2 separate regions of the Homo sapiens genome follow, and region 1 is linked to region 2. A link is a loop called in an ENCODE intact Hi-C map of the cell type or tissue named here. Cell type or tissue: breast epithelium. All regions are shown on one strand. Each heading gives the region's core, and the rest is flanking DNA. Links, peaks and the distances in the headings are about the cores only.

Region 1 (5,378 bases), core at 242-5,241, 49 kb after region 2:
TTTTTTTTTCTTTTTTTCTTTTTTTTTTCTTTTTTTTGACACAGGGTCTTATTCTGTCACCCAGGCTGGAGTGCAGATCTTGGCTCACTGCAACCTCTGCCTCCCAGGTTGAAGCGATTCTCCTGTCTCAGCCTCCCAAGTAGCTGAGATTACAGGTGCGCACCACCACGCCTAGCTAATTTTCATAGTTTTGGTAGAGGTGGAGTTTCGTGGTGTTGGCTAGGCTGGCCTTGAACTCCTGACCTCAAGTGATCCACCCACCTCAGCCTCCCAAAGTGCTGGGATTACAGGCATGCGCCACCGCGCCCGGCCATCAAGAGGCTTTTTAAAAAGCATCCAGGGTCAGAGCTATTAAGTCACAAGGTCTGGATTTAAACTGGTCATTCCGACTCCAAAGCCCATGCTCTTAACCAATGTTCTTTGCGGGATATTGGGGGGGTGAGTCCTGGAGTGCACCAGACCTCTAAGGCAAGGTGTCCTGAGGGGACTACAAACCAGAATGGATGCTGCCAAGCGCCTGCAGATTGACAGTCTCCTAGGCAGAAACTTGGGCCTAGCCCTGGCCTAGGCATTATATGAGGCACCCGATCAGTAAAACACCAGGGCTTGGACAATCTGCTGCATAAAGAACTACCTGTAAGGACAGCAAACCCCTGCAGGCTGATGCCAGAGCTACCAGAACTCAAGTGCTCAGACAGTGATGCATCTTCTCTGGGACTTTTGCTTGCTCCTGAAATGGCCCCTGTAAGATCCACTGGTCCCCAGGCACTAAGTGCTGGGCAGTGATGGATGGCAGATGCCATTGCCCATCCCGTTCCTTCATGGCCACACCCTACCCTGTGCTCCCAGAGTCTCCAGCAACAGACACTGGGGAAGGACACATCTGAAATTAACAGATGGATGCAAGCACCCTGACATCTCATTACTTGAACCAAACTGCTGGCTGGATGTTCTCCAGAGTGCCATGAAATATCATCAACTGTGGGTACATCCCAACTCCAACTTTCCGCCCAACCATCAGCCCTGGGCTGAAGCTGGGGCCCCAGAGGAAGCAGAAAGGAGGGTGAGAATTGCCCACTCACAAAACTCTTGCATGAGGATGCTATCACAGGCCTAGTCCTAGAGGGATGGTCCCAGCAAGGCAGCTAGACCTGTGGGGAGTGGATCGCTGTGTGGAATGACACTGGGACTGTCACCAGCAGCTCAGGGCCTCTATGTTCCCCTGAGAGCCTAGCCCCCGACCTCACTGGACAGGCATGCCCAGGGTCCGGGGAGCTCTGATCTCCTGAACTGCTGCCACTCTGTAGCGATACTACCTTCTAGGGTTGCCTCCTGTCCTAGGAGCCAGTTGGAGGTTCCCTGAGGGCAGAACAGTGAGGGAGATGTCCTCGTGTCCACTGGGCCCACCCCATGCTAGACACAGATGCTCATGATGGTAACACTGCTGTGGCTGCTGTGTGGAACACTGAGGTGGTGCCATGCCAGAGACTGAACAGATGTGGCGGAGCCCCCAGTGAACTCAAAATCCATTTCAGGAAAGACGGAAGATGGAAGGAAGGAAGGAGGGAGAGAGGGACAAAAGGAATGTTCTGGCTTGGGCCCTGGATCGCCAGAAGGATCCAAGCCATCCAACTCTGAAAGGGAGAGTGATTCTTTTTGTCCTTCCCACCTGGGAGAGCGATGGATGCCCTCTTAGCTCTAGGTCAGGGAAATGGAACGGAGCCTCCAGTTGATGGCAAAGGAGCTAAAATTAAAGAAAAACTGCAGAGGGATGATTTGCTGAAGCTCCCAAAGGGAGAGTATGCACTTCGTTATCCTCCAGGTCAGCTGTGGGAAATAGCCATGTTTGTTTATTTAGGACTTACGGCCACTCTGTGGGCTCAGGAAACCTCTGAGTCCTCATCCCACACTCATTCATTGCCCAGTGAACATTGACTGACAGTCACCCATCTACCAGGCACTGGGGCACCCTTCTGAATCACCTAAACATGCATTCATTTGTTTATGAATGCTTGCATTCACTCATCCATTCATGCATGCATTCATTCAACAAAGCTCCACCAAGCGCCTCCTATGTGCCAGGAAGCAGAAGTAAGGTTTCTGAGATAGTTCCCCCTGCCCCAGCCTGCTGCCTTCCCCACTTCATTCAAGGCTTCCTCAGGGCCATGGAGACTGTTGGGGAAGAATGTCTGCTCAGGCCCAGGCTCTCTAGAGAGGTTCCTCCCAAGGCCTCGAAATTGAGTTACACATCCTCAAAGATGCTATTGGGAAAAGTAAAGTCTGCTGTTCCCTTCCACAAGCCATACTCTCTGGGTGGTCCAACCCCGCTCCAGGTGGTATCAGGGTTTGGGGTTTGACTCTTCACCTGTGAGACAGGTGTCATGGAAACAACAGGCCCAGAGGCCTTAGCTCTCCTTTCAGGATGACCCTGCTGTTCCTTGGGGTTGGAGCTGAAATGTCAGTTGGCCCTGAGCCAGTGAAGTGAAGGGGATCCTGAGGAAGGGTAGGTTGTGGCTCCTGGCCACAATTCCATGACCTCTGAAGGGCTTTCACTTCCTCTCTCCTCAGCTCTCTCTGGCCTCGCCCCGGTCACCACCCAGAGCCGTTCTACTTCCGATATGTAACCCCAGTTCCCATGCCCAGATCATAATCATTTCCTTCCAGCTCTTGAACTCCTCCTTTTGCCTTTAGCCCCATTCTTTGATCTTGAGACTTCAGGTCTTTGAATGTCCCACGGGTGCCCCTAACTTGGCATCTCAAAACAAATTCCCCACTTATCCCAAAGCTGCTGCTTCTCCTGCATTCCCTGTTGCCGAGATGAGCAGTTCCACCCAAGTCATGAATTCACAAAATCGTCTTTGATGCCCTCCCATGCTCCATAGCCTGATTCAATGTCTGCCCTGTGTATTCATAGGCAGTGTACTTAACAACACTGGTATTAACTCAGCAAATACTGAGTGAAAACCTACTATGTACATACACTGGGTAAGAGGCTGGGAATGTGGAAATAAACAAAAGGCAACATAACCCCTAGAACAGGAATCCAAGCATCTGGTCCCTTTCATGCCCCATCCCATGCCAGGCTTGGCCATGGAGGATCAGAAAGAAGAAACCGCCAACCCCAAGCTCAGAGCGGAGCTGGAGAACTGACCACAGAACCTCACCCCACCCTGACTCCCACTGGAGCAGGAGTCTGCAGATGTCGTGTGACCAGTGGATGCTGTTTCCCTCCTCCCCTCTTCTAAAGGGGAACTGTGCTGCTGCTAGCCTGCATTCCATCCATGTTGCTCACTAAGTGTATTGGCGAGGGAGTAAATGCATCATTTGGCACTTGGCTGCAGGACCATGAGGAGCTATATCTGGACCAGCTCAAGAGACTGGAGATCCTGGGCTTGGAGCCACTAGATGGGACTAGCTTGGCTGCCCTCTCTGGAGGGGGTAGTGAAAGTATTTTGGGTTGTTGGTGGAATTCTTATGTCAAGCAGGGGCACATGTCACATGACACTGACATTTGTGCTTTACTTCTCTTTCTTTTCCACTAGATGGTGAGCTCTTCCTCATGGGGCTCCCTGCACCTGGCACACAGTAGGTACTCAACAGGTGGTTGCTGAATCAAGGAATAGATAAGTAAATGAATGAATACCTAAATATTGTCCCTGCTCTCAAAGGACCTATAATCAAATGGAGAGAAAACAGCAAACAAATGGGACCCTGTGATACATCACGTGACCTTCAGTGCCCCCCCCCCTCACAGACTACAAGCCCCCAAGCTCACAATGGCCTGAGGCGCTCTCTGGGCAGGTGTCACCTTGCTGAACTTGCTTCCACTGCTGCCCCTTACTTGCTCTGCTCCAGCCACACTCTCTTTCTGTGGAAGGCTCCTCTGTGTAGGGCCTGCAGGGCCCTGCTCAAACCTCCTGCAGGACGCTGCTCAAACCTCACCTCCTCTGTGAGCCTTCCCCAACCACCACATGTAACTCTGTGACCCCAACCCGACCCTCTCATTCCCTGCCCTCCTGCAGTGTTTTGCTTCTCCTAAGGCACTCATTGCAATCTCACAGTCTATATGTGCTTTACTTATTTATTTTAGGGTTTTGGCTACCTCTCCCCACAAGATTATAAGCTTCACTAGGGCAGGGGTTTTCTGTTTTGTCTCATGCTGAATCCCAAAGCCCAGAGAAAAACCTTGGTGATTGTAGGCACTCAAAAACAATAGCTACTGAATACATGTGTAATCTCAAGCCTCTCCTTCCTCCTTTCCCCACCATCCCTGCACCCTTGGCCAAATACAATACTTGAGACTGAGGTGGACCAAGCCGGCGTATGGTAGTTTGCCTGTCTTGGAGATCTTCTTCCCCACTCATAGGCTTCTGGCAGGACTGTCATTCACTGTCCCCTGTCCCACCAACACCCCAAGCACCACCACAAGGGTGAGCACAAGACCCTGGCTAGGCCAATCTCATTACTGCACCTCTAGACACAGTGATTGGTTCAGGAATGGTCATTTGATTTGATCTGGGCCAATCAGAATCTTCCCTGAGACTTTTCTATACAATGAACTTTTTTTTTTGCCAGCACTGCCAAGCGTGCAAAATGAGAATCTTCTTGTCCATCACATGGAGAAACCTTGTCTGAAAAATGAACCAAGAAGAAACAATCAGAACCAAGAGATGTAAAGTATCTATCTACCTACCTACCTACATATTTTTTTTTTTAAAAACTGATTTGAGTTGGGTGTTCTTCTCTAGTGACCAAAAGTTCAGAGATATCAGTCCTGCAGTTCTTCCAATAAATAGAAAATCATTCTCCACAAGTAAAAAACAAAGTCAAACCCAAAACCCAACAAGTGAGTCACTGACAACAATGACAGTCACTGGTGTCAACACTCCATTCCAAAATATCAGGCCCGTCTTTGGCATTTGGCCAGTGGCTTAAGTCTAGAGTTGGGTGGGGCATTCCCAGCCTTCCCCAGCAGGCAGGGCGGTGTTCAGGCTTTGAGACTGGGGGTTCCATCTGGACCATGGCTCCAGAAGCCCTGGTGTTGCCATGGTGAGGAAGGAAGGTTGGGGAGATGGTGAGTGACAGGCTGACGAGCCTCCCACATCCTTCCAGCCTCCTGCTGAGAGTTCTTGGCTGATGTTTAGACAGTTGCCTCCCTCCCCAGTCTTTGTACTTTTAGGGAGTGCCAAATCCAGCACTTCCGTGTCCAATAGGTCAATCACATCTGAAATGGTTTAAGTTGAAATAATGACTTTTTTCTATAAAATGGGAAGAATTACTGTCTCACCTTGGACAGCTTTATTTTCAGTCTATCATTTCGATTAGACCTTGAAACTTCCCTAACTTGCTTCAGTTTTTTTTTCCAGCTAGATTTGCTT
Region 2 (5,378 bases), core at 57-5,056:
TTGAAGAAAAGTTAACCACTCCGTTCCCTAAGATCAGCCGCTTGCCTTGAAGACACATGCCAGTGGTTCACAGTGGAGCTCACCACCCCTCCTCATGGACCCCATCCAAAGCAGCTCTGTCTTGAATGGTGTTGCTAGCCAGCCAACCTTTCACGGCTGAGGTCTGGGTACAAGCTTTCATTTCTTTCTTCCTCACTTTCCACATCCAGTTGGTCAGCAAGTCTTGCTTTTATCTTTGTCTCTCTGCCTCTATTCATTTATTTAATTATTCATTTCCACAAATATTTACTTAGCACTTACTATGTGCCAGACACAATGTTAACATCTGGGGATATAATGGAATAAGACCGTCTGCCATGATCCCTCCTTCCATTCCTATGTGTCCTCCTGTTTGGGCCCTAATCAGAACCCCAGTGCCTTCATCAGGCCCTCATCAGTTATCATCTGCAATAGTTTCCTAATTGATCTTCCTACCTCAGGGTGACTCTCGATCAGTTAGTCAGTCATCATTCTCTCGTTACAAATGACAGAAACCCATCCTGACTTAGCTCAGGCAACAAGAGTGAGGGGTATAGTTTATTGAGTTGTGTAAACAAATTACAGGAATGGCCAGAGCACAGGTGAGTCTTAGGATCAAGTGGAACCAGAAGCTGATGGGCAACAGGAATGCCTGCTATTTCTGGTCCCTGCTTCCCTTGAAGTGTTAGTGTCATTCCCATCACAGGCCAGCTCTTTCCCACAGGGATGCCCATTGTCTTCGAGTTTTACCACTTTAGAAAGATTCCTTCTTTCTAGTCGAGTTAAAAGATCCCAAGAAATGTTCTGACTGGACTGGCCCAGCTTGGGTTACCTGCCCTGAGGACATGGTGGGATCTGTGTGGTGGGCAGCCTCTGAGGTGGCCCCCAGTGATTCCTGCCTCCTGGTAGTCAAGCCCTCGTGTAAACCCTCCTCTTAGGGGAAGGCTGAACTTATGAATGACTCTCCTAAAATAGCATACAGCAGAAGTAATGAGATCTCACTACCAGTATGAAGTTACAGAAGGACTGTGGCTTCCATCTTAGGTGTGCTCTCTCAGTCTCTCTGAGACTGTTGGTTCCAAGGGTAGCCAGCTGCCATGTTGTGAGACAGCCCTATGGAGACAGCCCATGGAAGTGAGCTTGGAAGCAGATTCTCTAGCCCTGCTTGAGCCTTGAGATGACTGCAGCCCTGGCTTGACACACTGATTGCAACCTCATGAGAGTCTCTGAGCCAGAACCCTCAGCTAAGCCACTCCTGGATTCCTGACCCATGGAAACTGTGAGATAATAAATGTTAATTGTTTCCAGCCACTAAATTGTGGGGTAATTTTTTACACGGCAATAGGTAGCTAATAGAGTCTATAATAAAATGGAAGTTTCTATTCAACCCACAAGGGAAAGAGCTTTTCCCAGAAAAAGGAGGCAGGAGGTTTTGGCTGATAAAGAATAGACATCCATCACTACCCTCTAATAGTCTGTCCTCTTCTGTGCTATGGAAGAGGACGTTTTTCATAATGAAAATCTGATTATATCACTTTCTTGCCATTCTTTCTCTTTTCTTTTTCTTCTTTTTTTCTTTATTTAGAGATTGGATCCCGTTCTGTTGCCCAGGATGGAGTGCAGTGGCACAATCATGTCACTGTAGCCTTGAACTCCTGGGCTCAAGCGATCCTCGCACCTCAGCCTCCCAAGTAGCTAGGACTAAAGCTGTGCAGCACCATGCCTGGCTAATATTTAATTTTTTATTTGGTAGAAACAGGGTCTCCCTATGTTGCCCAAATTGGTCTGAAGCTCCTGGCCTCAAGCAGTTCCCCCCCACCCTGCCCCATCTCCACTTCCCAAAGCGCTAGGATTATAAGTGTGAGCTGCCATGCCTGGCCTTCCTGTATGGAATTCTTTTTCTTTTTTCTTTTTCTTTTTTTTTTTTTTTGCCTTGCACAGCCCCTGCTTGGAATTCTTGAAGCTCTCTATCACTCTTAGTTTGTTCATGCTGTTACAACGAAGTACCATAGACTGGGTGGCTTATAAACAACAGAAATGTATTGCTCCAGATCCGCAGGCTGTAAGTCCAAGATCAGGTGCCAGGATGGTTAGGTGCTGGTGAGGGGAGTCTTCCAGGTTGCAGGTTGCAGATGGCCACCTTCTTGTTGTACCCTCACATGGAGGAGAGTTCTCTAGGGTGTCTTTTATAAGGGTATTAATCCCATTCATGAGGGCTGCCACCCTCACGACTTAATCACCTCCCAAGAGCCCCCACTTTCTAATACCATCACTTTGGGGGTTAGGTTTCAACATATGAGTTTGCGGGGGTGGAGCACAAACATTCAGTCCATTGCACATTCTTAAAATAAAATCCAAATTTCTTAGCTTACCGCCCAAGGCCCTTCATGATCAGCACCTGCCTACCTGTCAAAACTCAGCCCCCAAAAATCCGCCTCCCTGTTCCCTGTACGGACCACACTTCTTGCGATTCCACAAGTACACCCCACAATCTCTCCATGCCTCTTATACCTTCTTCCTTTTAGGGGTACATCTCATTCCTCAAGGCTCATACACTTTAACCCTTAATCATAGGTTAAGGCTCCATTCAGGCGTCACCACCTCCAGGAAGCCTTCCATGATAACCTAATCCCTCCACCCCAGCATGTTCTGACATGGCTTATATTGCACTGTGTGGGACTGTTGGTGTGATTGTCTACTTCCCTCAATCATCTCTGCTCTTTGAAGAGTGAACTACATATTTCACATTGGAATCCCCAGTGCCTTCTAAATCATAGGTTCTCAACATATGTTTGTGATTCATTAATCAATTAGCTAGTTAGTTGATTTTTGGTATCAGGGAATTACTCTCACTTGTGTATGCCTATTCATACTGGTTCCATTATAAAGGAGTATGAGGCAGGGAGGGAGGTCAGCTTTCATTTTTATTAACTAAGGTTCATAAACAAATTAAGTACACATGACCCTTGATCCATGATACCCTCAGAGAGTTTTACAGCAAAAACTAGAAGCTAATTTAGTTGTAGTTATGAAGGAAATCATCAGGGTTTTATGAGAGAGAATAATATTTTGAGCTGCTTGAACATGGATGAGCAGAGGGCCCTGTAAGGGCTGACATTTAAGCTGAGACCTGAAAGATGAGAAGGAGCCCCTCAGGCAGAGTCGGGGAAGCACGCAGAGGATCTGCTGTGGGAAGGTGCTAAGCAGAGAATAACTTGGTGCCTTCGAAGGATTCAGAGAAGACTGGCACAGTGAATGAGAGGGCAACTGGATAGGTAGGGAGGGGGCCATCATGGATTGAGGTGGGGGATAGCCAAGGGACTGGAGCTTACTACATGGGAAACCCCCATGGGCATGCATCCACTCTACCCATGCTGCTCATTCATTCATGTCATTCATTCATTCCTCTGTGAAATCTTACATCACTACTTTCTCTGCCCAGAAAGCTCTTCCCCAATCTTTCTGACTCCTATCACCCAAGTCTTGCATCAAATGCCAACTGATGCCCCATCTGAAGTTAGCCCTTACCCCTCCACACCATCTTCCTAGTGACTTTCCGTTGTCCCGTTTTATTTGTACATAACACCTATTACTATCTTGGAATAAACTTGTGCATTTTTTGGTTTACTTGTTTCTCTGTCCCTCTAGACTATATGTGCTATGGGGTCAGGGACCTTACGTATGTTGTCTACTGCTGTGTCGCCTGTGCCTAAACCCTGCTTGGTATGTAGTAATGATAAGTATTTATTGCATTATTTCATTCAAATAGCCAGCAGTGTTTTCTTTTTTTTCTTTTAAGCTCAGGGGTACATGTGCAGGATGTGCAGGGTTGTTACATAGGTGAACGTGTGCCATGCTGGTTTGCTGCACAGATCATCCCATCACCTAGGTATTAAGCCCAGCATCCATTGACTATTCTTCCTGATGCTCTCCCTCCTGTCCCTGAGCCCTCCAACAGGCTGCAGAGTGTGTTGTTCCCCACCAATGTGTCCATGTGTTCTCATCATTCAGTTCCACTTGTAAGTGAGAACTTGTGGTATTTGGTTTTCTGTTCCTGCATTAGTTTGCTGAGAATAATGACCTCCAGCTCGATCCATGTCCCTGCAAAGGACATGATCTCGTTCCTTTGTATCAATTAGCCAGTAGCTTTTACTGTCTACCATGTGCCAGACCCAATGCCAGGTACCAAGACAAAATAGACATACATTCCACCCAGAGCTCTGAGCTTAAAAGGGCCCCACACTTGGTTCAATACTCCACTGTCATCGTTTGAAATTATTAATTATTTATGAATTAGATGACCCATATTTTCATTTTTCACTAAAGCCTCCAAATTATGTAGCTGATCCTACCCCCACTTTAACTCCAGAAAGCTCCTAGCACATTCACATTTGGAAACAGTTTAGGGACAAGTCAGTAGACTTGGCATACTATTGTTAATAATTTTAATAGAATTGCCTAATATATTTAAGGGGACATAAAGAGTAAGTGGTTTACAGAAACAGCATAGATTAAGACTCAATTCTGGGAATCAGACATCGTTGGATTCCAGGCTCTGCCATTCCTAGCTGTGTGACTTTGAGAGACTCACACAACATCTCTGAACCTTGATTTCCTCATTATAAATGGATATCATAATAGTGTCTACCCTGAAGAGCTGGCTGGGTAATTAAATGAAATAATACTTAAAACACTTAGGTCAGGTTCTGGGCATCCTGAAAAGCGGGTTCCATCACTCAGCCACCTGCTCCCCTTCCTTTGGCTCCTTCCACCCTCCTGCCCACTCCTGGGGTGGGAAATCTGGGTCAATGTGAGTGGCTCCTAAGCAAGAAGAATATTGAAGAGAAAAAGCAAGGAATTATGACCTTCAGGGAAGCAATAACATTTTGCTTAAAAATTGCTTGAGCAAAGAATTTGTAGATATTTGCAATTTGTATGCAAATACAGACTCCTATATCCTGAGCTGAGACATGGCCCTGGGCAAAAGCTTGAAGAAGACGACTGTTGGACCACAGAGAAGCCTGCATCAGTTTCTCTTTGCTGCCAGTTTAAATGAAAACCTTAGATAATTTCAAAGCTGCAGTTTCCACTGCCTTAGCCTTTCAACAAATCCATTAGTATGGAAGGCAGTTTTCTAACAAGGTAGATGCATCCCCATCTGTATGTACCGCATCATCTCTGCTGTATAATCTTTGTTCTCACATTCATTGTCTGTTTAATCAAGCACTGATTTGGCATCCACTTGCAAATGCTGTGTCTCCTATGCCTGATGAAAAAGAATTTTCAGTGGGTCAAACCTCACCTAATTTCATGAAAATGCAAGTCAACAGCCAAATTAAAAGAGGAAGCCGAGAACAAAC

Evidence for each region. Hi-C counts contacts between places; a loop is a spot of excess contacts. Peaks named below come from ENCODE experiments on the same cell type or tissue, not always from the same donor. Only the 100,000 strongest peaks of a DNase experiment are listed, where the experiment ranks them.
Region 1: it touches region 2 in a loop (8-fold over the local background); 2 of 110 quality-filtered maps call a loop at or near these places.

The regions. Positions count from the first base shown.
Region 1 is chr14:69,315,147-69,320,524 of GRCh38, reverse strand. The region is part of intron 1 of GALNT16 (polypeptide N-acetylgalactosaminyltransferase 16); the gene reads right to left. Among named protein-coding and RNA genes, the nearest start is that of GALNT16-AS1, 57 kb to the right of the region's middle. In breast epithelium, for the core only: no CTCF peak of the experiment used is centred there; a DNase peak (open chromatin) is centred at 3,254; H3K27ac peaks cover 3,565 bases.
Region 2 is chr14:69,364,215-69,369,592 of GRCh38, reverse strand. It overlaps a transcript of GALNT16 not described here. Among named protein-coding and RNA genes, the nearest start is that of ERH, 31 kb to the left of the region's middle. In breast epithelium, for the core only: no CTCF peak of the experiment used is centred there; no DNase peak of the experiment used is centred there.